Linked DNA regions of Mus musculus: region 1 is linked to region 2. The links are chromatin loops, found by intact Hi-C in ENCODE. Cell type or tissue: heart. All regions are shown on one strand. Links, peaks and the distances in the headings refer to the core of each region. The heading gives the core; the rest is flanking DNA.

What was found. A loop is a pair of places that touch in the nucleus more often than their neighbours do. Peaks named below come from ENCODE experiments on the same cell type or tissue, not always from the same donor. Only the 100,000 strongest peaks of a DNase experiment are listed, where the experiment ranks them.
Region 1: it touches region 2 in a loop (7-fold over the local background); 4 of 42 quality-filtered maps call a loop at or near these places.

What each region holds. Positions count from the first base shown.
Region 1 is chr1:18,968,565-18,984,690 of GRCm38, forward strand. It overlaps the pseudogene Gm24075. Among named protein-coding and RNA genes, the nearest start is that of Tfap2d, 130 kb to the right of the region's middle. In heart, for the core only: a CTCF peak has its summit at 8,349; no DNase peak of the experiment used is centred there.
Region 2 is chr1:18,403,859-18,419,984 of GRCm38, forward strand. No RefSeq gene overlaps it. Among named protein-coding and RNA genes, the nearest start is that of Defb41, 150 kb to the left of the region's middle. In heart, for the core only: CTCF peaks have their summits at 7,241 (motif pointing right) and 9,090; no DNase peak of the experiment used is centred there.

The sequences.
Region 1 (16,126 bases), core at 3,813-11,812, 560 kb after region 2:
TGTAGTGTGTCACAGTGTGTCCCACAGTATACACTTTTGTCCACACTTCTTTACTTGCAAATGTTCATTGCAATGATGCTTTAGTGTGAGCTGAGGCTCCTGGCTTCTGCTACTCTATCAATACTGGAACCTCAGTGGAATTACTCTCCCATTGTTTCCCTGTGTCATGGACTCCAGTAGTTCCTCCACAGGGTAGATATTAGGGTGGGACAAGTCAAAGCCCTGGATCTGGGCCTGAGAGTTATCTGAGCTGGTCAGCCCACGGACTCTCCCATTCCCAGGGTTGTTTCACTAGCAACCCTACACACAGAGCCAGCTCTACCCTGCTGCTTAGGCAAGGTGCAGGGCATGCTTTCATGAGTGCTGCAGGAGGTGAGGAGCAGGGCGAGCTTGCCTGCTCTCATGACTCCAGGGCCAGCTCTTACACCTCCCATTGGTTGCAAAGGGAAGAAGAGAGCATCTACCTCATGGCAAACAAGTGGCAGGACAAGATCTCCCCTGCTCACACCCTCCAGGCTAGCTCGCCTGTGCCCATACCATCAGGGCCAGCTCTCCAGTGATGCCCAAGTGAGTGACAGGGCCATATCTGCACAGCCCTCAGACATCAACATGTCCCCAGGAGGTAGCCCAGATCAGAGATGTCCACTTGACCCTTGGTGGTAATAGACCACCACTGCTGCAGGGCCATGGACCCAAATGTGACCCTGGCAGCACATGGTCCTAGGTGGCATCACTGGCTACTCATATCAGGCTGTTTCTCACTACCACTGAGTCTCCAGTTCTGTCTCTCTTCATTGTGCCCACATCTTCTGTTTCTCTTTCTCTTTCATTTCTCCATCACTTACTCACTCCTCTTAGTGGTGGTTGGGGTCTTTGAGCATCTTGGGTCATCTCAGGAGTGGTTTTAGGGGTGATATGCCCCACACAGGCATTATAGCACTGGGCAGGGGACATCCCGGTCATGATCTGTGCCCCAAAGCTTGCTCAGTAGAGTACTGGTGGTCATCTCAGGCTAGCAGCATGCCCAGGGCCCCAGACATGAACTGATGATCCTCTCAATTTTGTGTTTTTTCAGGGCCTGTTAAGTTTGAACCTCATTCAGAAGTTCAGAGATTAGAACACTGAACATGGACATAGCCACCTCCCCCCTCCCTTTTCCCCTACCGCTCCTATCCCCCTCTTCCCCTCCTCCCACTCTTTCACCCTCTCTGTCACCTACTGATGTACTTGTGACACAGCAGCCACACCTGCAACACTTCTAAGCCCGGGAGCTCTTACAATTTTTCTGCTCCCCTTTTCTGTGGTTGTTCTCTGAGCTTTGGGTTGTAGGGGTTGTGTTGTAGATGATGATGCGATGTATGTATGTCCTGAGTAGTCTCCTCCATGACTGAAACATTCTGTCCTGTAAGGAAGCTCTTTTAAACAGGTAACAAGTCAAAATAGCTTCAAGTGGTCCCTGTTCTGTCCAGATTCTCTAGGTGCCTCATAGCCAGAGTGCTATAGGAGCAGAGAGTACCCCTCAGACAGAAGGAAGGCAACTTGCAAAGAAAACTAAGACCAGACCAGCTGCTGAAATAAGTAGAGACCAGCCAAGCTGCTTGGAAGACAACTAGAGTCACTTGGAAAGGACACTCTCCAACCTGTTGAGCTTCCAGCAGGCTGTGCAGTGTGTTCTGAGAGTGTCTAAGCTTTTGTGAACTGCCACCCATGCTGGGGTGAGCATTGGCAGTGCAGCTATCTTTGTGTCATTTCTGCTCCTTTAAGTAACCTCTCACCCATATTTCTGCCTAACTCCCACAAAATCTATTGGCTAGTCAAGTTGGACTTTGGTAGTATTTGTATTTTGGTCTATCATGGTAGTCCCTATCTGGAGTGAGTAGATTGTGTGTTGCATCTGGACAGGAAAGTTTTATCAAGTAGCAGTTGGGGACTGCTGTGCATGGTGTGCATGTCAAGGCTAAAAGATAATTTGTAGTGTGCTCTTGTAGCTGCCTTTATGTGGGTTCTGGGTAACTGAGCTCAGAGCATCAAGCTTACGTTGCAAATGCTCTACCCACGGTGCCATCCTCCCAGCATAAAAATAAGCTTTTCTTAGGTTTTTTTTTTCCCTTAATGACAAAATGCACAATTTCCTTTCATGAATGTATTTTTTTCTACTTTAGGTTCAAAGTAAGAGTAATAATCTACTTTAGACTTATAATCTAACAGTCGTTTATCTCAGACTTAGGTACAAATGAATTTTTGTGTTTCAGTATTGTGAAATTTAAGGTATAATGTACATGATGCTATAGCAAACCCTCTGTGGCCTGCAGTTGTCTCATCATGGAACACACTTATGGCTCTGTAGGGAATTATGGGAATATTTATACCATGGATAAATTAAACTACCTGGCACCAAAGCTCAGTTATTGATGCTGAATAAATTTATAACCCTTAGGGCTCCCAGAAGTTTCTAGATTTTAGGACTTAGTATTAATATATTCATGCATTTAGTCATCTATGAGTACTTTTAAAAGACATTTCTCACAGATACTATTTTTTAGGATTTAATATTTGGTAATTTGTTCTGCTGTCTTTAGTTGTATATTACATTCTTCATAAATACTTTATATATTCTCATCAAATTATGCTGGGATTCTAGCTATAAGGTAAAAGTTATATAAGTTAGGTATTTTCCAACACAATGAAAATACAGAACAAAGACAACAAAAATATATATTAAGTGTTGTTTTAAAAATATCATATCATTTGATTTCACCTGGGGGACATTTTATGAGATAGTAACGTTCTATTACTTTTTAAATATTTTTTCTTTATCCTTTTATGTGTGTGCAGATATGGGTAGGAATATTTATGTTGTGTATTTGTGTGTGCACAGGCACGTGTGTATGTGCATATGTTTTTGGTGTATGTGTGGAGGTAAAAAGACAACTTGAAGAAGTCAGTTCTCTCTTTTCTACCATGTGAGTCCTGGAGAATGGACTCGGGTCCTTGGGGTTTGAAATAGGTAACTTTACCTGCAAGACCATCTCAATGGCTACCAATTTTCTGTTCCTAACCTAGAATTTCCTAACTAAGACTCATGTTTTAGATGAACTTTAAATTTTAGAAGGTGTATGTATAGTTTACTTTTAGAAAATGTAGCAAATGGAACGTTTTTGAGATTGGGTCTCAAGTAGCACAAACTCGGCCTGAATGTCTTTTCCTCCCACATTTCCTCACCTTCCCGGTGCTAACAGCACAGCATGGACCTCTTCATGCAGCAGATTAGGACGGTTACTAGTTTAATTTTAAAGCCTGTAATCAACATCTTCATCCTTGGTACTGTATATGCCTTGATCATTTGAGAGTTCCCAGATACCAAATGTACGACATTTTAGTAAGCTCATATAAAAAAGAAAAGAGTATTAGAGAAAATAAAATAAGGAATGGGAAGGAACTATAGGAAGAAAAGTGGGGAAAGAGAAAAAGAGACAAATAAAGGAAAGAAGAAAAAGAAAGAAGAGAAAAGAAGAAAATGCAACAGGCCAGGCAGTGGTGGTACACGCCTTTAATCCCAGCACTTGGAAGGCAGAGCAAGGCAGATTTCTGAGTTTGAGGCCAGCCTGGTCTACAGAATGAGTTCCAGGACAGCCAGGGCTACACGGAGAAACCCTGTATCAAAAACCCAAAAAATAAACAAATAAAAATATTAAATAATAAATAAATAAGAAAGAAAGAAAGAAAGAAAGGAAGGAAGGAAGGAAGGAAGGAAGGAAGGAAGGAAGAAAGAAAGAAAGAAAGAAAGAAAGAAAGAAAGAAAGAAAGAAAGAAAGAAAGAAGGAAAGAAGGAAAGAAGGAAAGAAGAGAAAATATAATGGAATATATCCTGCACTAACACAATTATTCTAACTTTTATGAATCAAAATTAAGATCAGAGAACCTTCATGAAATTCGTAATTTTGGAAACCTAGGAAAAACTCAGAAATCTGCCCTAAAGAATTAGAAGGGTTGCCTTATACAAGAGGGGGGGTATAGGGGACTTTGGGGATAGCATTTGAAATGTAAATGAAGAAAATACCTAATTAAAAAAAATTGGAAATGATTAAAAAAAAAAAAAAAGAAACGAGGTGGGTCCCAGAATCAATATTTATAAAACAAAACCACACAATTTAAAGCAGACTAAATTCCCAGAACACAAACAATGTCAAATATACACAGAGGTAGAGAAAGATCCAATAAAGTGCACAAAAGGCAGCTTGGGGATCCAACCTCAGGATGCAGACGTGAGTTGAGAAAGTGGATGAGGGGCTGTTTCCCTCTTCCTGCATAAAGGATGAGTGAATCGCCAGGTGGGGGTGGAAGCTCAACGGAGTGCACACTCTGGGGATATGCATGTGCCTGCCTGTCAATGACCAACAGAGTCCTCAGCCGTAAGCTTTATTAACACTCCTGCGGGCATCTATGCTATCATTTCCACCTTGCCATCAGCCTCAACATAACCATAGGAAGAAGATAGGGAAGACAGCAAGGACGGACCATAGAAGGTGAGGAAGAAGGAAAGGCATTTAGAACATAGGAATATTGCATAGCGTTCTCCTGTAAAATTTACTCATTCATATTCTGTCAGCCGCTGAGACTTTTCTGAGTTTTATACTTCCCAATGTCTTTAAAAAGCAGAGTAATTATGGTAACAACAGGAGTACTGTTTATTTTTGGTCGCGGAGTTAATCGGCTCTCATGATGGGCTGTGAACTGAGGACATTATTCATTGGATGTTTTCTTCCTTCTGTTTTTTGTTTTTGGATTTTTTTTTAATTTTGCCTTTGGCAAAACTTCCAGCAGCAGTGATAAATAATTCCATACCCCTAAGTGGATATTATTATTATTATTTTCGAGTGTGAGCCACAGATGACTCCTAGTCTGTCAGCTCTCCCGTAGCAGATACTGGTGTGCAAACCTGTTGACAATTGTGTGGGTGGAAATGGACCCCCATCCCCACAGCCACGTTTCAGCTCTTTCCAGGCCATGGTACTCTCTGAAGGCAGAGAGGGAGGATCTGCCAGGGGACAGAAAGAGGCTCTGGCTGGGGCAAAGAGGCAAACAGACTGCGGATTTGGCTTGCGAAGTTGATGCATTGCCTTCCTTTTGGATGTTTTACTTTGTGGCAAACTCACCTCTATGTCCAGTAGACACGGTGGAATCATGGGCTAGCAGAAAATGTTATACATCATCCATGCTAAGGCTACATCATAAATTAAAAAGTAAATGAGGGCCCGGGTTTATTTCTGTTTGAGGTTAATGTCTGAGCTCCACGTCTATTTTCCTGGCTCCCTGATCCCTTTTGACACACATCTTTCTTCAGTCTCTGGTGCCTACTGACTTCCCAATGCCCCCTGGCTAACCTCAATACAATATTCTGCCTGTCTTGGGGTATTAATTTCAACCTATTATTTCTTTTCCCCATCAGAATTCACTCTTCCAGCCCATTAATTGGGGTCCTGTGACAATGAGTCCCAGTTACTTCACTGGTTAAGGAAACACTCCAGATACATCATGTAACCCTTGGTTCTCTCTCCCTGACCCCCTGCTCTGAAGTCAGCTAACGGACTGAAAACTAATAAAAAATGTTCAACTTAAAGAAATCGGAGACTGGTTGGAAAGGGTGTGTATTTTTAAATGCCACCAAAATTGTAACTTTGCTGGTTTCCATCTCTTTGCATAGGATCTTTGTTAAGCTTAATACACTGAACACGTAATATTTTTTTAAGTAATCTAGTCTTAGTAAAGTGTTGGGCTTACAGGAATGCAGCATCAGGAGCAGGTTAAGCAGTGATGGAGATTGAAACCAGGGCTTTGGGCATGATGAGCACACACTCTACAAGACTGAGCCATATCCCTTGGCCCCTTGTAGAGAATTTATTACAGGAGCATAAGTTTCCATTCCTCCTAAGCAAGTTGCACACAACCTCTCGATGATTCTTTTGAGTGTGTTGTGTTACCATCAGTTGAGAATTTTCACCTGGACGTTACAGAATAGTTCAAAGACACAGTTTAGGGGAAAAAAATCAATCAAAACAATTAGAAGTGAATCATTGGTTGAATATTGACAAAAAACATCTTCGATATTTTACAACATAATTTATGGTTGAGAGATAACAGAGGGGTTGGCAAAAGAAAATCAAATTTACTTCCACACCTAGTAAGTATTTGGACGATGAAAGAATATTTTTGCATAGGACGTTTTTACAAATAAACAAGAGAATGAGTGGTCCTGAACTTGCTGACTTTAATTACCAGAACCTATAAATTGAGGTTTCTGAACACAACAACATCATAGTTTTTATGGGACAGAACTTTTAGTTCTGCCACACTCATCCCAAGGGAGTCAGAAGCTAGTTTCTGAAATAGAGATGGAGAAAAGTGGCTGACCACAGGGAATTAGAGATCAAGTAATGTTCTCACCCCTCCTCTCTGCCTAGCTTTCTTGGGATCAAAGGGATGATGGTGTCATGAGATGCCTGCATGTTGGTAACACTGCCCCAGGCACCAAATGCCATCACAACTCTTCATGTCCATTACAAACCTGAGGTCAAAAAACAGCAAAATGGAGGTGGGGGGGGGGGGGGGAGAAAGGACTGTAATTCAAAACTCCTGAGCACAGTACTCTCAAAGATGACTTCCAAACAGCTGTGGTGTGTCCATACCAGCTTAATGACTTGTGGACAGGGCACTAGCCCATCCCTTCACCAGAACTAGGAACACAGAGAGAAAGAAGTTGTTAAAAGGGATAAAGGGAAAATGTAAGAGAACATTGACGCTGTACCCATCACCAAAGCTCCGTCATTATCAGACTTTATGGAGATGCAGGTTATAAACTCTGAAGTGCTGTGCCACTGCTTGTTAAGCCCGAGCCATGCTGCCACCTTCTATCTCTCTTCTTCCAAAATCGGTTCTGTTTTCATTTTAAAATTCAAAAGTAAAATGATTAATTTACAATGCAAGGTTTTAAAGCCAGAGGAGAGAAAGACACAGAAATGCGTTTCCACTGATGCTCAGCTCCCTCCACAGACTGGGACTCTGGACATGCCTGTAATTCTTCTGAGCCCTGGCTTCTATGTGCTTGAGCATCTGTGCTAAGTCATTGCTGGAAACATATTCCAGATTGTGTGTTCTCATGACTCTGATAAGCAGCACAGATCGGCTGTTTTTCTCAGAGCCCTTTTCAAGTGACAAAGAAATCATTTGTTATTTAATTAATAATTAAGTGATAAAAGAAATAAAAATTTAATTTTATAAGCACATATCTGACTTCCTCAAGTCTAAAAAATATAAAAACATAACATTTCTGGGTAAAGAATACCATTGTTCTGCAGAAGACAAAGTAACAAAAGACTGAAAGAAATCCTAAGGAGGTAAGACAGCATAAAATGAAACTGGAACTCAGTGTTGGAATGACTAGTTCCGATGGATGAGAATAATTTAAAAAACATATTTTTGTTAACATTTATTGAATACATCTCCTGTCAATCATTATGGTGAGGACTTAGGACAGGTGTTTTTATTTCATCTGATGTGGCATGGCATTTTACAAGTTTTGACAATTAAACTTTCTATCCGTGTTACAAATTAGAAAGTGAGTGACTGCATTGAACTCCTAGCAACTGCATTAAGGCTCCTGTTGGCATATGCCCTTAATTCTCAGGGTATTGAACCCCATGTCAGGTGGAACCTCTGTCATGATACATGCTAGTGCTAGCTCTCTCTGGCCCCTGAAAGCTGCATTAGTGAATATGACTTGACACAAAATTAACAGTAATAAAATGTAGCATCAAAACAATACTCACATTCAAGTTTACAATGCTTGGCAAATTTTGGCACTTCATGGAGATTTATTAACAAGAGATGCTATTTTTTTTTATTAGTCATTTTCTCCCATGATTGAAATCGCAAGCTGAAAAGAAAGGCCATGCCTGGGACTTGGATAAATTCAATTTTACCTGTAAAAGGAATCCTCATCATGCGTGTGCCTACGGAACAATCAGGACTCACGAAAAGTCAAACCTTGAGATAAGGTATCTATCTCTCTGTGTTCAGCTTTCATCAGTCATAATATAAATGCACATGGCATTCTATCTATATTTAACCAAAACTTTTTGCTTTCTGGGCTATTTAGCTGCAGCACATTTAGGGGAAAAAAATTAAACAGAACTTAATGTACGCATGTTAAATACCCAGAAGCCCCTTCATTTTTGCTTTCTCTGGTGTTCCGTTATGGCTGGAAATGAGAGAAGGCGAGGTGTATTCACCTCCTAGAGAAAAAGAACACAATTTTCAAAAAAGGCCCCTTTCTTGTTTTACTAGTGCCCCCTCTAGTGGAAATTTTAGAGTAATACAAGCAAAAGGATTCTTTTAAAGACATTTGCGCACATTTTGTTTGCTTTCTTACATTTCCTTTTAAGAAACATTCTAAACACAATGATGTGAAATAAACAAACATAATAGTGCATAATAGATGTACAATGGCTTCAGCAGCGATTGTAATTAAACAGAGGAGTGATAACAGTCTGTGCTGTACTCAGAAAGGGAAAGGTTTTCAATAGCATGTGGCAGACAGACACGAAAACATATTTTGCCGGAACCCACTGTCACTCATTTCGCGGCTTGACTTTTTCTCTCCACAAGCCCATTTGGCCATTAGCCGAAGACTTTCTACCAGTCACATTCTTCCCATTTATTTTTAAAAAATTACCTCTTTCACTCTTTATTTTGTTACTATTCCATTATCAAGTACATAATTGTCTTCATCTCTAACTCCTACAATCCTTCCCCTGTGTGAAAACTACATCGGGTCCTCAAAACCAAGCCATATAAACTAACTCTGCCCATGATTTGTTAGCATTCCTTTTCTAATGGTTTGATAGCATTGTTTATTTTTTTCCTCCCATAAAATATGCGTGCTTGAACCCTAGAAATATAAAAAGAAGAAAAACTACCTGGCCCCAAATGAACATTCTTAACACTGCTTTATCGGATGCTTCCTGGAGACGTCGTGAGTTTGGTAGATGCTTCTTGTTCTATGGGGATCTCTGTCAACTTCTCGTCTTGTGCATTTAATGTGCTTCCCTGGTGATAGCCTAAGGGAGCTCTCACTAAACAATTAATGGGAGGCATCTCTTGGGAGCCTAATGGGTATTTAGCAGTAAGTTCAATTCCAGTGAATTGTATAATGTGATATTTTGACAATACATATGGAGAAGTTGCAGAAAAGTGAACTTTACTTTAAAAAGGAAAAAAAAATAAAAACACCACACACCTGCGGTTTTCGCCCTTTTGTTATTGTTTGGAGACAAAGAATAACTAAGATGTCATTTCCAGTGTTGTTGTGTGTGCCAGATTTTGCCATCTAGGCATAATAACTCCTGTTCAGTCTTACTAATGTTATGTGCAATTTTCAGTCTATTAGTGAACGTAAAATTTGCTGTGACATTTTGAATCCAAAGCCTCAAGCAACAAAAGGGGTAGGATGTGCAGGATGTCTGTACAATGTTAATAACAAATGATACGACCATATGAAACTAATATTAAGCAGAAAACACTGATTAGTGTTTTCTAGACCAAAGTCTCACTCTGATTTTAAAGTAGTTGTGTATCAAAGTTTTGGTTATATTTTTTAGGTGCTGCTTAAACCATTTCTTTTCTGTTTGCCAGATATAAAGATCATAGCATCATAGCGAGGTTGCTTTCTAAGTGTCATTTAGAGATTTCCTAATGGTAGTCTTATTTAAAGTGTGTGATATCAGCATCGTGTATTTGTTATTGGAATACGCTTTGCATCTGTAGCACACTCATAAACATAAACAAAGAGCTGATTTCTTAAAATAATTAGAAGTAGCTTTGATTCAAATCAATATAGCAAAGTAAATATGAATCACTTTACTCCAAAATAGATTTTAAGTAGTTTCTCATCTATTTTCACCCCTCCATCTGAAATGCTCAGAAAGTCTGTACAATGTTATAATCATGCAAATACTTGTATATGAATACACATACACCATATAGATACTATAGAATCATTTTAATACTTCTGAAGCTTACAAAAGTAATGGAAAGTGATCACTGTCTGCAAATTCCTATAGTTTAATTTGAATAAATTTCATTTCCAATTTTTCTTACTCTTTCAATGAAGTTTATACTCAGACATTTATTTCATGTCAATATCTTTTCTCAGAAATAAAAAATACATTGGCAAAAAATGAACTGTGACATGATCTGATTTGGAGCTCACTAATTTAAAAGCAACCCTCCCAAATGAAAGAGAAACATCACTTTGGCTGTTCTAATAATTTCTAGCTCAAAATGATTTACAAGAGTGCTATAGCTTCTTTAAGGAAGTGAACACAAATTCAACAAATACCCTCTCTATCAGAATTTATAAAGTTTTAGTCACTCTCCTCGAAAAAGACACTTTCCCACGGAGACCACATGGCATTAACAGTCTCACATAAATGACCATAAAAACGTTACATCGTTTTTCTCACTCCTCTTTCACATCCTTGGGGCAAGCAACGGCTAGTTCCCTATGCCAGGCAGGCTCCTTTTGCTCTGCTCTCAGAGAATGTGCCTGTCTGAATTATCACTGAACTTACGCTGCAAATTCATATGTTGTGGGAGGAATTACACAAACAGCTGCATCAGTCTATTAAGCATAGCAACCGCATTATGAGGTCAATAAAAGATTGGAAGCAAAATATCTGGAAAGTAATTACCACTCTTTAATGAATATATAGTCTGGTGATTTCTGAGTGCTGTAGGCATAACTGTGCTATATATTTTATAGTTTATAAATAAATAGTTATTACCTTACAGGAAGGCTAGGAATACATCCATTGAACAGTTAATTTGTTGTAAAGAGGCACATTTTGCTTAAATTGCTTACATATAATGTATTATCAGGTAATTCCAATATGCTGTAATTGAGAGTTACCTCTCTTGATGTGGAATGTTCAATTGCATTTTGCACATCTGGGAGAAAAATATATTTTCATCTCAACTATTTTCTTCTGCATTAAAAGCATGATTTATAGCATATATTTTATGTCGGGAGTAATGGCAACACAAAGTCAACCTTATGGTACGAATAATTTAAAATTGTTCTTTAGTTTAAATGTATTTGCATGCAAATTACATGATATAATTATTCTCACATAGCAGTCTACCTTGCTTAATTTTTTTTGGTAGAAGCCTGTTTCTCAAGCTATAACGTCAACTACCAAATTAAATATGCATATTTTGCTTACATTATTTCTAGCTCTTTCCTATAAATTAAAATCAGAACACCATGTTGTAGTATATCAGCTATTAGTTGATAGTATGAGAGATGATTTTATCAAATGATTGGCTTACCTTTCTATTAGCGTCATACTAAGCTCTTCCTGATGTTTTTACAGGAAGCTAATTTAAAGGGTCTGGTGGATATTTTACAAATAAACGGGTCACTCTGATGCCTTCATGAGACTTTAAATTTAGGTAGGTATAACAGAGAAAGATAATGATGTTTTCAAACGCCAGAATCTGTGCCAAAGCAGCAGTAACTTTCATGCTGTGTTTGTAAGAAGCTATAAACCTATTTAAAGACTCCCAACACAGCTGAGCAGTCCCTAAAACTTGGCAGTTAAAATCGAATGATCCAGAAGATGTTACCCTGCAAAGACTTGCTTCATTTGGTAAATTCAAACTCCATTTGACTTCTTTTTCTATTTTCCACATGAAATTTAAACAATAACTGATGATTTATTTTACCTAAGTTAGAGCACGAAGGATTTTGTTTTGTTTGTTTTTTGTTTTTTTTTTTTGCCACAGGACATAGTATGGTGGGTGGGTAGGGGGTAAGTATGAACCAAAACACAATGGTATATGGATATGAAAGTGTATCAAAGTAGTATTTTATTCACTGACTAAAAATGAATTTTAAAAATAATGAACAATTAGCCTATAGTATTAACAGAGGTTATCATTGTATGTGTAAAGCTGACAGGGAATATTAAAACTCCGATGTGTGTTGCCCGATGCTGGAAGCTGCCACAGCCTGCACAGAGGTAGAAGAAGAGAAGAAGCTCTGCTCCAGTCTTCACTGTCAACCCAGAGGGGCTCCGCAAGAGAACCACATGCACTTGCAATAGCAACTCTGTTTCCAACTTCATGAGACTTAAATTAATAGTAAGATATACAAAGTCCCCTCCCCTTTGAATAGCACAGGATTTTCAGATCGTAGCTTCGAAGGGTTCACCTGATGGGGGACAGCAACAATGTCAGAGGACTGAGGTGCTAGAAAGTCAAAGTCAACATGTCAACATTTGCATATTCATATTCCTGGTGGGAGTTGTTTGCTTACTTATTTCTCACAATGAGTCTCTGAGACACGCAGTAATATTAGCTCTGTTTTATCTTTGAGGAAACTGAGTCATACACAGGTTTTAAAAAGCGGTAGACTAAATGGTAACACACATGACACCTCTGTCTTGAAGATGATCCCTTCAGAGAGTATGGAATGCCAGGAATGCCGGAGTCCAGCTTAACAGGCAGTGTGTTCCACAGATGGAAAGAAAGGGCTTGGAGGACTTCGTAGAAGGAATGACAACAGCTGTTTCTGTCTTCTTGTGCTTCCCTCTTTAACACCGCTTATTATCTATTACAAACCTCATTTAAAATCACCAGACACCAACAGCACAAATGATGTGCCTCATATACGGAAGCACATGGCACTGCTTTTTCATAAGATTACAAAGATGGCTTGCCATCATGTAGCGAAAGCTAAAAGTACCTGAAGGGAGATAGTAAACGAGGAATAAGACTGTGGGGCTTAGGAAAAAGAAATCTCCACCTTCATTCACTGCCAGCAAGCTTCGAGTCCTCACTCTTCTCAACACCCTGACAGGACAGGGTGTTCTCAGCACAGAAAAGAGAAACTGATCTGTGTCATGCAGTATCGCATCTAACTCTAACATTCCATCTCTATTTTCTTAACTCTATACTTGTCAAGGTAGGACATGGGTAATAATCTGAACCCATGCATAGTTTAGCTACTCAGACTCTTGTCTGCCTCACTGAGATGTCAGAGGTATCCCACTACTCATGTTTAAAGTCTTAATTTAACTTCTGTGTGCACAAAATCTAAGGCCCTGACTCTGATGGAGCCCCAGTCCATTCTATTTTACCATGTGAATTACATAAAAGAAATGACCGTTGCCTTTGAAATAAACACAAAACTTTGCTATTCTATTATCTTCAGCAATGTATAGATGGTGGCCCATCCCTTTTCTGCCAGCACTAAAGAGGCAGAGGCAGGCAGATCTCTGTGAGTTCAAGGACAGTCTGGAATACATAGCCTGTATTCCAGGCCTGCCAAGATTCTACAGTGAGACCCTATCTCAAAAAGAAAAAATAGTGATGATTAGATGATGAAGATGATGGTGGTGGTGGTGGTGGTGATTAGCAAATTTTAGATTATCCATGAAAACTATAGAGAGGACTTCTTTTTTAAATGCATTCTGGGCTACAAATGTACTCACTGGTCTAGTATGTGGGAGAGTCCATGTTTAATTCTCAGTTACATGCAATCACAAACACACAATCTTAGATTCTGATTCCTTGATAAGCTTAAAAATCACTAACCCAGAGTCTGGGGTGTGCTGATGGGCACTGTAGAATACCAGGAGTAATTCTCTGGATGCCAGTCCAACTCTCATAAGTTTAGCAACTTGACAGATAAAGAAACTTTGTGTTAAGCTAGCTCTGGGTCTCATGGGATGCACAGTCGGGCTCAAGTCCTACTCAGTTATAAGAGGCAGGGAAGTGGCAAAGACAATGTGCAGAAGGAAGCAATGCTGAGCAGACAGGTCTAAAGAACAAAGGATGCTGACACCCCAGTGCAAAAAAAAAAAAAAAAAAAAAAAAACCTCATGAGGTTGAGGAAGACAGAGATAAAGAAAGGATATTTCACCTGCATTGCCAGTTTTCAGAATTTGACAAATCATGTGATTTTAGAATAAAAAAAGAAAACCAGAGAAATTTCATTACTGTGTATTGAATTAATAAGTTGTGATTTTGTGAAACAAGAAGCACCTTCTGTTTTAGTTGCTGGATACAGAAATGATTTCTCTGCAAACCTTTAGTCAAGCCCAAAGGTATCGTATTTTATCAGTTTTAGTAGATTTAATATCAGCTCACTAAAAAAACAAAAACTAAAGAAATATGATATAGCACAGATATATAACAACACACTTACTTTCTACATTACAACACTTTATGGCCACTAACAACCCCATGTGAATTAAAACTGTAATACCACCTACTATTGACACTCTGTGACACTCCTAGGGATCTGCTACAATAAGTGACTATTTTTTATTGCTGCTGTTCATACGACAGAACATAAAAACGATTTTTAAATGTATCTTTTTGTTATTCCAATGTAATCACTGTTACCATGTGAATCATCATGTACATGTTCACTGGCAGTCACTTTGTAAGGAATAGGAAGCTGCCAACTGAATGGGAATAAAAGAGAAGAAAACAGAAATGTGAGATATGAAAAGTTTTGATGGACAGGAGCAGCAAGTCCTCAGTGCTGCAAGTTAGAAGATATCTCTATAAGCAGAGTGAATTCACGTGGCATTATCTCAGAAATTAATGTAGCATTTGCACAGGAAAATAACACAAATGTTATAGACAAAGGGTACTAGCCTTCTTATATTGTTTTTAAAGGACAGGAATAAAAAAGCATGGAAATTTAAGATTGAAGGAAATGAGAAATGCCTAGACTTCCCAAAATTAAGTTGAACTCCTTCCCACAGGTTAACAGTGTCCAATCCTTTGATGATATTGTAGCAAAATCTCTAAGAACCTGAAGGTGAATAGTTCAAGTACTCACAAGGCTTGTATCATACATCAGATACATGCACCATCAAGGAAGTGTCAAAATTTGGGGTATTGAGCAATGGCTTCAGCTCCCTTTTCAGATTGGGTACACTTCTAAATACTGAACACTTCTAAACAGAGAAAGGACTCTGTTTACTTTTAAAAGGGACCTGCACTGAAGCCCAGGCATGGAACTCATGGAAGTTCTCCTGCCTCCATTTCCCTAGGAGTGTTGGTATTACAAGTAGAAATACTTTGCCTAGTACAGAGCTGATTATTTTTAATTGGGTATTTATTTCATTTACATTTCCAATGCTATCCCAAAAGTCCCCCACACGCTCCCCCACCCACTCCTCCACCAACCCACTCCCACTTCTTGGCCCTGGTGTTCCCTGTACTGAGGCATATAAAGTTTGCACGACCAATGGGCCTCTCTTCCCAATGATGGCCGACAAGGCCATCTTCTCATTCATATGCAGCTAGAAACACGAGCTCTGGGGGGTACTGGTTAGTTCATATTGTTGTTCCACCTATAGGATTGCAGATCTCTTTAGCTCCTTGGGTACTTTCTCTAGCTCCTCCATTGGGGGCCCTGTGATCCATCCAATATCTGACTGTGAGCATCTACTTCTGTGCTTGCTAGGCCCCAGCGTAGTCTCACAAGAGACAGCTATATCTGGGTACTCTGGTTAGAATGGATGCCAGAATCTGGTACCTACCTCGAGGCTAGCTCATAGTTAATGGAGCGGTTTCAGTTGTCTTCAAACGCAGCAATGTGGGTGATTCTCAGGATCTAATCATACTTTCCATTTACATAACTGGAGATTCAAAAGGACAGTATTTTCTCTAGTCTATGAGTGAATGTATGGTTCCAGATTGATACTGAGTGAGTTAAAGAAAGCAAGCAAACATGATATCTACATACCAAAAGAATCCTTGGAAACATCGTATAAGCTCATTTCACATGAAGAAATGCTTGCTTTTAGAAAACAATAGTTGGGACATGGCATTCTCTGATTATGAGGTGTGGCCACACTTACCCAGTCCTATGTACTGGAGAGAAAATATCGGCACTCGAGGATCTGACTCTAAATACCACATGAACATTGCCCCAGGATCTCAGAATCAGGGTGCTGCCCAGATCAGCTTCTTGTTTTCTTTCTGTGCAGTGAATACTTTATTAGCTCTGTAACTTATATTCTAGTGCTTTTTGTGAAATCTCATTCAA
Region 2 (16,126 bases), core at 4,805-12,804:
TATATCAGAACTCACAATTATGACAAAGAGGAACTTCTGTTAATTATGAGCGAGGGCAATAGAAATGCCATCCACTTAATCTTCTTTCCTCTAAAAGCCATTCAAGTTAGAATTCAAAGAGGTCTCGATACCTCTGGACCTTAAAGAAAAATCATGCAATTGTGTGTGTGTGTGTGTGTGTGTGTGTGAGAGAGAGAGAGAGAGAGAGAGAGAGAGAGAGAGAGAGAGAGAGAAAGGAAGAGGGAGAGAGAGATACAGAATGACAGAGAGAGAGACAGAGAGAGAGAGACTGACAGAGAGAGAGACAGAGAGAGAGAGACAGAGACAGAGACAGAGACAGAGAGACAGAGAGACAGAGAGAGAAGAGAGTCAGAGAGAGACACAGAGAGAGACAGAGAGAACCTGGCTTCTGAAATGTTCAAAACCTAGGATAAGTAAGGAAGGCAAAAGTAACTGTTAATAAGACAAACTTTACAAAACCAACATGTGTAGGGCTTTGGGGATAGGTCACACAAGTTAATGGGCCTTAGTTCAAACATATAAAGCCCTTATAAAGTCACACAGAATAATGATGACTGTTCCAGTGAAGATAGGAGGTGGGAGAATGCCTGAGTGTTAATTATTTTTAGAATACTTGTATAAAATGTCACCACTAAGGTATCTTAGAAAAGAAATAGGGCACTTTTTTCATTCCATAGCATTAGAATGCATAGTATTAGATTAAAGCATACTGTCAGTAACAGCAAGCTAAGAGATTACATCTTGTACTCAAGAAGAAATTAGAGAAAGAGAACTAGAAATGACAGAAGCCTTTAAACTCTAAAAGCTCACCTTTAGTGATACATACCAGGATGCATACCATAAGCTCCCTCAACTAGGGAACAAGCATTCCAATGTTCAAGACAATGGGAAACATTTCTTATTAAATGAACACAGCCTAGAATTTTGGAAACGAACTTGTATAGTGGACCTAGCAGAGAACTACAAAAGAGATCTTGCCTCAAAAAAGGTGGATATTAAAAACTGACATCTGATGACTTTGAATAATACAAGCATTCCATAGCAATGCACATTGAACAATAACAATGCACGTGAACACATACACACAAATACATCATATATACACATACATCATTAAAATTATTATATTACTCAAATTTTAACTGTTGTAAATTACTGTATTAATTTCTTTTAACTTTTGTTCTGTAAAAAAAAATTGATTGTTACTCTAACTTTTGAAGTCAACCACAGATTCTTAAACCAAACTGACACAATAGCTGAATTACGAACTTGAAATGAACCAAGGACCTCAACATAATGCCAGCTATACTGAAGCTGATAGAAGAGAACGTGGAGAATAGTCTTAATCTCACTGGTACAGGCAAACAGTTTCTGAACAGAACATCAAAAGCACAGCCACTAAGAACAACAATTAATGAATAGAACCTCGTGAAATTGAAAAGTTTTTATATAGCAAAGGATATCAAAATTTGACAAAACATCAAACTACATTATCAGGCAAAATGATACCATCTATATATCTAATAAAGGACAATATCTAAAATATTTATAGAAAAATTTAAAAAAATCAACCAAAGAAACTAAAGGAAAACATCAAAGAATAGACACCAAGAAAACAAATAGCGCAATATAAAAGAGGTACTGATGTCCAAAGTACACTTCACAAAGTTGTCGTCCAGTCTGCAGATATCTGTCCTGGCATTAAAAATCCATAATCACACTACACACATACACACAACAGAATTATTTTTCTGAGAAGCAACTGAGAAAATGTTCAACATCCTTAATCATCAGGGAAATGCAAATCAAAGCAACCCTGAGATTCCACCTCACACCAGTCAGAATGGCTAAGATAAAAACTCAGGTGACAGCAGATGCTGACGAGGATGTGGAGAAAGAGGAACACTCCTCCATTGTTGGTGGGATTGCAAGCTTGTACAACCACTCTGGAAATCAGTCTGGCAGTTCTTCAGAAAATTGGACATAGTACTACTCAGGGATCTAGCAATACCTCTCCTGAGCATATATCCAGAAGATGTTCCAACTTGTAATTAGAACACATGATCATTGCAGCCTTAGTTATAATAGCCAGAATCTGGAAAGAACCAAGATGTCCATCAACAGAGGAAGTGGATACAGAAAATGTGGTACATTTACACAATGGAGTACTACTCAGCAATTAAAACAATGAATTTATGAAATTCTTAAGCAAATGGATCGATCTGGAGGATATCATTCATCCTTTGTGAGGTAACCCAATCACAAAAGAACTCACATGGTATGCAGTCACTGATAAGTGGATATTAGCCCAAAAACTTAGAATACCTGATATACAATTTTCAAAACACATGAAACTTAAGAAGAAGAAAGACCAAAGTGTGGATACTTTGTCCCTTCTTAGAATTGGGAACAAAATATCCATGGAAGGAGTTACAGAGACAAAGTTTAGAGCAGAGATGGAAGGAAGGACCATCTAGAGACTGCCCCACCTGGGTTTCTATCCCATAATTAGCCACCAACACTTTTGCATATGCCAGCAAGATTTTGCTGACATGACCCTGATATAGCTGTCTCTTTGAGGCTATGACAGTGCCTGGCAAATACAAAAGTGGATGCTCACAACCATTTATTGGATGGAACACAGGGCCCCTAGTGGAGGAGCTAGAGAAAGTACCCAAGGAGCTAACGGGGTTTGTAACCAACCCTATAGGAGTAACAGCAATATGATCTAACCAGTACCCCCTGAGCTCCTGTCTCTAGCTGCATATGTAGCAGAAGATGGCCTAGCTGGCTATCATTGGGAGAAGAGGCCCTAGGTTTTACAAAAATTACATGCCCCAGTCCAGGGGAATGCCAGGGTCGGGAAGTGGGAGTGGATGGGTTGGGGAGCAGGGCTGTGGAGGGTATAGGGGACTTTCAAAATAGCATTTGAAATTAAAATGAAGAAAATATCTAATAAATTTTTTTTAAAAAATAAAATATCAGTAGTGAAATATATTACTTTAAAAATTGTGGGGTTGTTTGAAGTAAGAATGAAGTCTATTTTTAATTTAAAAGGCAACAATGAAGTTGGAATTAAGGAGAAAATGTATAGTATTTGTTTTGGACAGAATACTAGACACTCATGTGTCTAGTCATGCTTTTCTTTGGAAGTGTTTCCCAATCTTCTTAATGCTGTCACCCTTTAATAAAGCATCTATTGTTATGGTGACTCCCAACCAAGAAATTGTTTTCATTACTACTTCATAACTGTAATTTTGCTGCTATTACAAATTTGATGTATTTTTTTAGATACAGGGTTGCCAAAAGGTTTGCAACCTACAGGTTGAGAACTTCTGCCCTAGCAGAACAGAAAAACATATTAGAAGTTCTTTCACAGGCTATTCTGGATAGGCTAACATGACTATCCTCCCTGGAAAGACTGAGAACCCAGCAGCCTCTCAGTCCCCTGAGCAGGATAACACAGTATTCCCAGTCATGTGCTGAAAGACTGGGTGATCTTGGAGAACCTCTGATTTGTTCACATTACAGTCTAATGAAGCTGGCTTCTGACATCAGCAAAGGAATGTAGGAGGAGCAGCAACAACAATAGAAACAGAGTGGAGGAATTCTCCACTTAGACTCAAAGTCAAGGAAGCAAAAACTAGGAAGTTCTTCTCTTGGGCTTTTTCTGTAGGCTACCACCAAAAAGTGCCATCTAGATTTCTGTCTTCCCACCTATGGAATCAGATAAAATTTCTTACAGTTGTGCCCAGTTACTTAATTCTTAGTTGAGTACCAATTCATTGTATTTGGCAACCTATATTAAAAATCCCAACTCTTGTTGATTCTCATTTCTTAGTTGTAAAATTAACCCAGTTTTAATTTTTAAAAAATGGAGCAGTATTATGTACTAGCAAGCCTATAAACCTGAAAGTAATATGAGCAGAACACTTGCTACATATTAATAGTATTGTAAATCCACTAGGAACTTGCACTAAATATTAAAAATGGCTGCAAAAATATTTGTCTATCTGAAAGAATAACAATTAATTTAAATCTAATTGCCTTTCTTACAAATGATGATCTATCAGAGTAAGTACTTATGTAAAAATGAATAGAGTTTCTTAATATTATGTAGAAATGGAGCAACATTTGGTAGGTAAGGCACAAAAGCATTCATATAATGACAAAGGGTTAGCTTTAACTAAATTAAAATGAGAAATATATTCACCCTAAAAGACATTAAACTTTAAACAAAAATAAAATATAAACTGTGGGAAAAGTTAATGACTATGGAAATACAAAAATTAGTGTATGCGTACACAAACAGTTGAAACAAATAAATCTATGGCTGGCAGATTACCCCCAATAAAAATCTCTATACCAATATATTTAAAAAATAAATATATAAGTGAATGCATTTAGCATATAGTTTACACTTGACATGTCTGTGTTTGTACCTATTGACCATATTGAACACATACTTGACAGTGTTTACTTTAGAAAATAAAATAACATTTTATTTTATTTTAAAAGTTGTGTGTAAAAATTACTACATATATATTGGATAGATTGTTCAGTGATTAAGAAGTTCTGCTGCTTTTATAGAGGACTAGATTTTCTTACCAAAATCCTGACTGGTGGCTCATAACTACTTGTAACTCCAGCTCTAACAGATCTGATACTCTCTACTGGCCTCTGTGAGCATCCACATCAGAGACACACATGCAAGTAAACAAAAGATAAAATCTTTTTATAAAAGAACAACTGATAACAATTTTGAAAGAATATATCTTAGTTACTGTTGCGTTCAACTGTCCAGCAAGAAAGAACGCAACACGGTCGGATTCTTCTCAACAGCCTTTTTTATTTCAGGAACACCTCGATGCTACGGAAACCCCGGAAACCTAGGGAGGACTGCTTATATACACCCCAGCACTGGGGAGAGCTATGTGTCCTCCTTGGTCAGTCTGCTGGCACTTTGATTTATATGCACCCGCTAGGGAGGGGTTGGCGCCAGATTCGGGCTAGCGCCTGCGCAGTGGCGTTATTTATGGTGACGGTGTACCAGAGGCCGGCGCCATCTTTTAGGTGCCCGGCTGCTTACAAGTTACTTTTCTATGAATGCGAAGAAACACCATATCAAAAACAACTTATAGAAGAAATACTTTACTGGGGCTTGTTAAAAGTTTCAGAGGGTAGTTATACCATCGTCACAGGAAGCATGGCAGTAGTAGGCAGCACTAACATTGGCACAGCAGTGGCTCACAACTTTCATTGTGATCCACAAGAATGAGACAGAGAAAACTAATTGGGAATGGCATAAGCTTTGAGACCCAACCTCCTCACCCCCACCCCCAGTAATATACCTCCTCCAAGAAAGCCAACCTGTTTTAACCTTTCTCCAACAGTTCTACCAAGTGGAGATTAGCTATTCAAACATGTGAGCAAATGGGGGCCATTATCATTCAGATCATCACACTATAGCTTATATTTTCATCTACAGTTTAAGTCACTCAAAGACAAAATAGATTCACTGCACCATACCTTTTCAGAGTCAAACGTCTCTGAACTGAAATGCAGTCACTGTTATGGTTCTAGATACTGTACCATTTTTATGACTTGGAAGAACCTCTCTTTAGAAGGTGATTGGTCCATCATCTGTAGTTTCACTTCATGTTCACATGCTCTTGAGCTTCATGTTCAAGCACAACAAGCTATATGTTGATGTCAAGGTGCAATGAGGGCATTCGTCTAACATTTGTGTATCATTTTGATGTCTCTCAATTTCCTGATATACATATTACCAAGCCCCATGGAGTGGAACTAATTCCAGCTACATGCGTAGTATGAAGTACCAATAGCTTTAAAATTATTAAGAAGAAATCCTTTGAAACTGCTCAAAACTAAGATATTTTTCATCTGTAAGTGCAATTTATGCTACTTTTAATATATTATAATTATCACAACTATTGGGCTTATTAAATTCTGATGTTTCAGAAGAAACTGTGTGGACACAATCTGACTACTATGTATTCACTCTTATTAATGACTGACAAAAATGGCATGATGGTCTCATCTTTTTATTGTTTCACACTTGTTCAACTATCTTTCATATTACTTATTGTATGACATTAATAGCTGCCTTCTTGTTTTGTGTTAAAAGCGTTTATCAGTGAGCACAGACCATTTAGAGCTTCAGGAAAGGATGGTTTGCAATTGCTTTGTGATATAATACATACAAACAGAAAATTATCCATGCTTCTAAGAATATATTCACTTCATAATTTAGCTTTACAAGCTTTTCAGCATTCTGAAAATTTCTTCATACACTGACACGAATTAAAGGAAGAGAAAAAGAAAAAAGGAGAGAGGGGAGGGAGGGAAGGAGGGGGAGGAAGAGAGAGAGAGATAGACACAGAGGGAAAGAGAGGGAGGCATAAAGATGGGGGACAGGGGCTGTTGCACTGTTTCCTGAATACCAAGCCAATGACACACACAGAATGATTGTGCGCAGACCTCAAAATCCCTAATGACATAACTACAACCACACTGTTGTTTTCCCTCAGAATATGGAGGCCAAGAGAACGGGTGCAGAATACAGGAGAAAGCAGTCACATACGGGGATCCGAGGGAGAATGGAGACCAAGAGGCAGATGCGCCTTGAAATTCTAAGTAAACTATACACACTTAAGAGAATGCTCATTTAGTGAGAGGACCAGACTGCCATATTGAAATAAAACTCATTCGAGGTCATATATAATTCCTAGTTTAAGGCTTCTCCGTCATAATCTTCCCTGGATAAAGATTTAGCTTCAAGGTAATGAAACTGATGCAGTCATAAATACTACCTTAAACACCTCTGTAATTGAAGACATTGAGCACATATTTTCATATTTTATGACTATTTTCCTAAAGTACATGCTGCACATTTATGTAGGAAAAAAGAAATCTTGTCCTGCTCTCCAAATGTCAGAGCTCCTTTTCTGTATGCAGAGCACAGCAGTGACATTTCATCCTAGTGGTCTTTTCTTTATCTCTTCTGAGGTCTTCAGTTAGAGCCCCAGGCCATATGTCCTATACTCACACTGTGGAGCTTGGTGGTAAACCAGAACTTATCCAGGCAAGTTCAAGCATCAGGGAACAGTGTTTTTGGGTAGGGGGCCTAGATTCTTTGCATTAGTCCTGCCATTTATGACATTAGTGATTGGGGGCAAAAATCTTACCTCCAGCAGATGGCCCTCCACCCACACACATACTGGCAGTACTAATTAAACTCTAGGTAAAAGAGCACGTGAACTTGGGAGGGGATTGGGGGTGGATTTGATCAAACCCGATTATATGCATGTATATAATACAACGAGACAATAATACAAAATGTTACTGTTAGGAAAACTATTATATTTGTGTATATATACAAATATAACGGTACAAAGTTACAGGTTGGAAAGAGAAAGGCTTATTCCTTCCTGTGCCTTCACTTCCTCATTTTCAAATGGGAGATATTCAAGTCACCTGCATTAAGTACTCCCTTCTTTAGGAAATGCTTTGAGGAGAACACGACACAAGAGATTTACTGAAATGTTCTGTTGAAATTCAGAGTTACAAAAGGAAGGTGAAGAAGCAGAACTGAGCAGCAGAAATTGCATAATACATATACAATGTAAGATATGAGTTGTTGAGGAATATCTCAACCTAGAACACCCTTTTAGATATGTTTAGTTACATAAGATGACATGTAGTTTTTAAGCACACATTAATCAGACATTAGATATGAATGACGTTGATTTCAGACATGGCTTTGGGTAGAGTAGCTCTCCAAATGGGAAGCAATTCCTGCAGAGCAATGAGCTTAAATTTCTGCCTGCTTTTATTGGTTCTAATCCTGGTAACAGGTATCTCCTTAAAGATCTCTGTGGCTCATTACAACATATACCATATTACCTTGCAAGAATCTCCATATGTGAGGAGACAGATGATTGATAGATAGACAGACAGACAGACAGACAGACAGACAGATAGATAGATAGAGACTGTATCATGGCCTATGGTGAAGACTTTAAAGCACGGAATATTACTACTACTGATCAAATAGATAACCTTATATGAAATACAACATATACACAGAAGAAAATTATATACCTAAAATGCTCTGAGAGGGGGAAAAGAGGTTATAACAAACATTTATTTTTATGACATTCTTTGTCAACAGTTTTTGAGAACAGTTACTCTCCCATTTCTGCTCTGGCACACGAGGAAAGTCAGCAGCACCCATCTCTCATTCCTTTTCAGTTGTCCCGTGATTTATCTAATGCAGTAGTAGAACTTTTATTATTCTTCGAGCCCGATCAGGTCAGCAATACATATATGATACAAGGCAAATGATTCAAGTCTTTGCCTAAGAATTTTTATCATGGAGAGGAAAGGAGAATTTGTTTCCTCTACTCCTGAAAAACCTGGTACTTTAAAATACATCATCATGTTCATCCAAAGTGCCTGAGAAATTGCTTGAAGACGGTATGCATATGCTTTCTTGCTCTATTGCTCTTGCTTTCTGTTCTTGCTCTCCATCTCTCCCCATTCCACTCCCCCTCTCCAAGTGCTCATGGCCAGCCTCTTCTCTTTTTTCTCTTTCTCCTCCCCTCCCCTCCTCTTCTCTTCTCTCTCTCAACTCCCCTCCCCATGGCATGAATAAACTCTATTCTATACGAAAGAGGAGAGAGAGAGAGAGAGATAGAGAGAGAGCGCAGAAACTTAACATCTGCCAATCTCACAATCAAAGATGCTAATATTCAGAAGACTAAGAACTTTTAAAATTAATCCTATTGCTGTCTGTCTGCCTATCTGTCTGTCTGTCTTTCTCTCTTTCTCTCAGTCTCTGTCTCTCTGTCTCTGTCTGTCTGTCTCTCTTTCTCTGTGTCTCTCTCTTTGTGTATGTGTGTGTACTTCAGAGTCGAGGCATCACTAGGCCTTTGGAGAGAAATCTTCTAGATACGAAGCATCAACCCCTCTGCCCTCAACATATCCTGTTTTCTCTGAGGGTTCATCAGCTAGCCTCAGTTGTAAGTGCAGTTGGAGGTTTTAACACTAGAGGTCTCTCCCTGTTAAATAGCCTTTCTCTGGATGGTCCATCTCAGCTCCAAACTTTTTAACTCCTTCCATGGGTATTTGTTTCCTATTCTAAGGAGGAATGAAGTATCCAGGCTTTGGTCTTCCTTCTCTTTGATTTTCTTGTTTATTGCAAATTGTATCTTGGATATTCTAAGTTATTGGGCTAATATCCACTTATCAGAGAGTGCATATCAAGTGAGTTCTTTTGTGATTGGGTTATCTCACTCAGGATGATATCCTCCAGATACATCCATTTGCCTAAGAATTTCATGAATTCATTGTTTTTAATTGCTGAGTAGTACTCCATTGTGTAAATGTGCCACATTTTCTGTATCTATTCCTCGGTTGACCCCACCTGGGGATCTATCCCATAATCAGCTACCAAATGCAGACACTATTGCATATGACAACAAGATTTTGCTGAAAGGACCCTGATATGGTGAGGCTATGCCAGTGCCTGGCAAATGCAGAAGTGGATGCTAACAGTCATCTATTGGATGGAACACTGGGCCCCCAATGGAGGAGCTAGAGTAAGTACCCAAGGAGCTGAAGGGGTCTGCAAGCCTATAGGAGGAACAACACTATGAACTAACCAGTACCCCCAGAGTTCGTGTCTCTAGCTGCATATGTAGCAGAAGATGACCTAGTCGGCCATCATTGGGAAGAGAGGCCCCTTGGTCTTGCAAACTTTATATGCCCCAATACAGGGAAACGCCAGGGCCAAGAAGTGGGAGTGGGTGGGTAGGGAAGCAAGGTGGGGGAGGGTATAGGGGACTTTTGGGATAGCATTTGAAATGTAAATGAAGAAAATATATAATAGAAATTTTGAAAAAAATATAGCCTTTTTCTTGGAAGACAGCTTTGTGTCTCACACCACAGCATGATGGATTTAGTTGTTACCTGATCTGTTTATAGGCAAACCAAATGTTCTTCAAGCTAAGTCTTGGAATTTATCTTTTTTTTTTCCAGTGGCATGTCATATTCTATAAACAACAGCAAAATGACATTTCACTTCAACTACAAATATAACAGCAATGAGGAAAATCACCAAGAATTCTATCCTTATAGAATGTCACCCTGACCCCCTTACAACCAAAGTACCCAGTGAAGCTTTGTGGACCCAGTGGGTTCATATAGTCCCTGCTAGCTGGAGATAGCTTATCCAGCGCAATAGGCAAGTGTCTATCTTCTTGGGTCACATAGACTCTGGCACTAATACACCCTTGAGGTATGATGTATAAAAATTCAATAGAGCAATATAATGTTACTCAGGCCTACTCAAATCACATGTTACATCTTGAGTTTTCTTATTAAGTGAAAGACATGACCAGAAATATAGGATTTTTCTAAGTCCACACTTAGGATACTAAAACAAAACCATGTAACTTAAGTTTATTTTACAGTAGTATTAATTTGAATAAGGAACATATTTCAAACTTAAAGAAATGCTGGAGTATACTTTAAAAATTAAAGAAAGAAATTTTTCAAAAAAAAGAGGAAGAAGAAGAAGAAGGAGGAGAAGGAGAAGGAGAAGGAGGAGAAGAAGAAGAAGAAGAAGAAGAAGAAGAAGAAGAAGAAGAAGAAGAAGAAGAAGAAGAAGAAGAAGAAGAAGAAGAAGAAGAAACTCCTGAGATTTAGATGCCACATAACCCCAATATAGAATTAGAAAATTGATTTTCTGTTTAGTTTTCTTAGACTTGATCAATGCCCTTATTTCTCTTGCATACAGCTGAGGCTAGCAGGGTGCTACAGAGAGACACAGAGGAATGATAGGCTGGAAAAATAGCCTCAAACTTTACCTAAAAGGCAAAAAACTCACTCAAGTTGATAGAATTAAAGATTTATCTACATCTGTTAAACCTGTTTAGAGCTGGTTTGGGGACTGATTATCAAATTTGCTAATACAGAGGATACCTGGCCTATAATCGCCTACTTGAGAGGCTATGGAAGGAAAACCATAGGTCTATGGTAAAGCTATAAAAAAATAAAACATTGTCTGAAGATTTGAGATCCATCCCACTACTACAGCATACAATTAACATGTGAAAAAACAAAACAAAACCCAAGTTCAGTTCCCAGTACCACAAAAAATGTACATAAGCTTAAGTGTAGAATTCTCTCAAAATCTTGGCTATTATTACTGTCTTCCTTAGTGTGTGAATTTAAATCTGTTAACCATAGTTCCCAGGTGTGAAAGGCTAAAGCTGAAACCTGTAACATCGAATATGCATTATTTAGCTTCGAATCTTTGGAAAAACCTAATAAGGAAAATCTGCATTAAACTAACACAAAAGAAACCTAGAGACAGGTGCCTTACTTAACGGAGGATTCAATTCCTAATATTTGTTATTTAAATACAAAACTTTTCTATATTCAAGTGTGATTGAATTTAGAATGACTTTAAATCTACACATTTGTCAGGACCATACAGACTGTATGTAGTGAAAGATGTCTGCATTTAAGCAAACTTTAATTTAGTTATTATTAAATAATGACAATTGAACAAGTGATCCTCCCTTTAGGGGGTACTATAACTTCTACCAACTAAAGAGTAGTAAGCTTCACAATAATTAAAAAGACTGTGCTTATGTTAATTGTAGTGCTTGTCAACAAATGTGGTCATTCTGTTAAAAAAAAAACCAACCTATTACAGTAACAGTGGGAATATTTTGTACACATGTCAATGAACTTCCTCGGAGAAGGACTCTTGAATGCTGGAGGAGGTACTAGGTCAATGGCAATCCATTTCTTTTTCTTTCTTTTTTTTATTTTTTATTTTTTACTTTTAGGTTTGTAAACCTTAGGTGCCAGCCAGCAAACATGCTACAGACAAAGCACTTGTGGGTGTACTATGAGAACATGAAAAAAAAATATTTGAGAACACTTCCTATTACCTGTGTTGCTGTGTATTGAGGGTGTGGATTGGAGACAGGCATACATGTGCTTATGTTCATGTTTTACTATAGGTGTATGGCATGCCTGTCATCCTTTCTCAAGAGCAATTGTTATGCTTTTCAGCAGTGTTCAGCTCACAGGCCAGCGTTGCTTACAAAGAATGCAGCATCTTTCTTTAAGCCAGCCAGACAATGCACTTCTTGGATGTCTCCTTCTCATTATCATTCTGCCTGGGTTTTGACTGTTTCCCTGCCTCCTTGCCTCTCTAAAGGTCAGCCTGGGGTCTTCACTCCACTACTAATGGGTGCACAAGCAGCCCTCTCACTGTTCCTGCAGTGGCAGAGGAATTCTGTCCACCCCTTTATGCCGTTCTTTCCCCAACATCCTCCCTTCCTCTATACTTCCTTCCTATGCTACCTCTATTTCTCTCTGCCTTGCAGATGACTCTGAGGAGCTATGCTGGTGGATGATTTATAATAAGAAAAAAAAAAGCACTTTTTTTTTTTGAACTGGGCTCCCTGAGAGCACTCAGGGCTGCCTCATAGTGCTCAACGCCTACCTGCTCAACTGCAGGGAAACAACCTTCTGAAGGCTTTAATGGGATTTTGCCTGAGGCTGTTTTATTAAGATGTCGGCTTTTTCTGCTGCCTCTGCAGCTGACACCATTCACTGTCAGCTGTCCCCTCCCCTTTCCACCTCCATGCCACCCCCCAACAATGCACCAAATTATTCGCTTCATTTAGTGTTCATGGTTCAGTGTGGGCAAATTGGGAGAAAGAGCACTATTGGGCCAGATGAACCAGGCAGAGAGGTGAAAAGCCACTGTGCTACTTAACTAGGGGTTTAAAGTGAGGGTGGAGACCAAATAAGAGGGCTAATGCCATGCCACTGGGGCATACTTCCATTCTACCAGAAAGAATTGAACGCGGATTCAACAGACCCATTTGGAAAATACACTTATTTTCCACACTTGCATTAAAATTCATTTGGAAAGCCTATACATGGGCTTTGTATAATCACACACAAAATTTAATGTGCATGGCATATGTGTTATAGAGTATATTAGAGGTTGTAAGAGTCAATTAAAGAAAACTGTGCATGTACCACAACATAAAATAAGTAAGGGGCTATATATTTAATGAACACCTTAGAATGTATTTATATATAACGCTTACAATATACATTCTAATATATGTATATAAATATACACACATACACACTCAGAGGAAGGGTTTGTGATGACAACATGAATAGGGTAGTGGTAGTATTGATGAAGTGAGTAAGGTTGTACTTTGATGTATATATGCAATTATGGAGAAAGTGTGCATTGGTTTGAGATATGTTGACAATAAAAAGTGTTTGTAGGGTATATAATATTTTTATAGTGGGAATCAATTCAAAATTAAGCAGCAACCAGAGTGGGAAGGCTATAGTGTTGGTGTTAACATCTAATTAACAGTGGCAATCATATGTTTGATATAGTATAGATCTAGCAAGTGTTCAGAATATTTTAAGATTTGTGGTTTTTTTTTTTCATTCCAAGTGTCATCTTGGGGAAAATTTTTCTATTAATTCATTTATTTATTCATTTTACATCTGATCACAGCCCCCATTTTCTCATAAGCCTCTCCCTGACCCCTCCCCTTCTTCTCTCAGAATGGGGAGGTCCAACATGGGGAAATTTTATAATGATCCCATTTTATAGCTAGAAAGCAAAATGATACAGAACTTTGATGCCTGGACACAGAAACCACTCAAATGCATCTTTTTTTATTGAGTCGTCGAGCTTACCACAAATACTTTCACTGACAAGTTACTTGACCCCTTTATAAATGTTTACTGAGCATTTTGTTGTGTACTTAATGGTTAGGCTTTCACTGAAGCAAAAAAAGCCAAATGTGCCACTTCCCCTACTCCCATAGCATAGTAGATGAGAGAGACATTGCTATAGTTACAATCTTAATATGAGCTTTTGTTCAGTTAACTTGGTAATTATATGAAGTTACTCTGAGGAAGTAGGTAGAACTGATATCAAAACTTGAATAATGATTAACTAAGCCAGGCATGGTGGTGCATGCCTTTAATCACAGCAGTCAGGATGCAGAAGCAGGAGGATCTCTGTGAGTTAGAGGAAATATTGATCCACAGAGTAAGGTCCAAGGTAGCTAGGGCTACAAAGAGAACACTGTCTAAAAACAACTATAGCAGCAACAAGAAATTAGGTAGGTGGGGTGTGTAGTTAGGGGTAATGGTAAGATATACACACATAGAGGCCTTCTGCAAGAATAAAAATGGCAGATGTAGGAAATAGTGTGAGATTAAGGCAAACATATTGAATAGATAGTTATTACCTAATGGTTCTGGAGGAGTAGACCATAGAGCTAACAAAGACTAGAAGGTCTTGCCATTCAAAGATTCCAAATAACTGAGCAGTCTAATGTCACTGAAAGTTTTCAGTTTAAAATACCATTGGGAGGTGGGGATGCTATGTCATCTAATGATAGCGTGTGTGCATTTCTTTCACTGTAGGTCATAACAGGAAGAGGACATTTAAATGATGCTGTTTTCATGAACTCTTTTCTGGGTGGACTTCTAGCCTAGATTTGAAAGTCAAGACCCCACAGGCATTTCAAATATTTCTACACTCTGAAGCATTCTGCTCTTCATCACTCCCTTAGTACAAGATCATATTAGTTTCCTTTATAGTAAATTTCAAGTTGGAGTTCTAAATTAGTTTGTATATTTATATAATTTATATCTAATTTCAAACTGTTTTTTCATCTTCAGGAATGAAAGAAAAATGCTAAGATGCTCTATATTGCATTTCTTGCTAATAACATGGATTATTCTTTCCCTTGTGAGTCAACATGTCATTTTCTAGATATGGATTCCACGCTTTAAAGACCATTCCTTAGGTGATGCCAATCAACCACTGTTTCACTACTAGACATTCTTTGTCTACCAAATAAAAACTTAAAATTCATGTATCTCAGGCATAAAAGCAACAGATGTATCCATACTTAATGTTATAATTTGAATTAAGTTTGAATTTTTAAAGGGAAGCTGACATTTTATATAAACATTTTCATTCATCTCTCATATATTGCATCCAAACTGCAATTTCTCCTCTCTCCTCTACTTCCAACCTGTTCCACTTACCTCTCCTCTCCCCAAGACTCATCCCTTCCCAGAAAAGAGCAGGCCTCCCAGGGACATCCACCAAACACAGCATAATAAGCTACAATAAGATCAGGCACTTACCATCACATCAAGGCTTTACAAGGCAACCAAGTAGGAGGAACGGGTCACAAAAGTAGATGAAAGAGTCAGGTACAGCCCCTTCCAAATATAACCATTTTTAGACAACTAGGAGTGGTTTGAATCATCAACACCTTCACTTGAGATAGTAGAACCTGGTGTCCAAACATCTTGATTTCCCAAATATCTACTGGACTGATCTTTTTCTGATTAGCAAAGTTAGGAAGCCCCATAGTCATCAGTATGGCAAAGTCTGAAACAACTAAGCCCAGCTGTGCAGTACTATAAACAGTTTCTGGGATATACTGAAGCAAAGGCATTTTTCTCTGACCTGGGCTGTGTGGATGTTTTCAGGGAAGTATTTATAACAGCCTTTTTAATCATCAGAGAGGGAGCTGCAATTTCCAAACTTCTGTCCTGTATTTTTTTTTATATCAAAATCTTGTCTTTCTCTCTACTAAGGGAGAAATGAATGTAAGTGAATACTGAAACATTCTTAAAGCCCTGTTCATCCTTTGAGATCTGCATACTGTGAAGTACAACTCACCTCCTCTCCATCCCTGTCAAGAGAAATCCCCTTTGTAATTGATCACTCTGAGATGTCATGAGTTATATAATGTCAATCAGGCAGTAATGAAAAGAATGATAAAAAATGAGAAGAGCATAGCAAAATTTGGTTAGACTATTTAAGAACAAATACAATTGTTAGTTATTGCTCAAAGTGTGTTTTATTGTGTGTGTGTGTGTGTGTTCACATGTAAGAGTGAGATAAAGGGGGAAGAGAGAGCAGGGAGGGGAGAAAGTGAAGAGTTTAGAGGAGAATAACATGAAAAGGTTAAAAATTCAACCTATATTAAAT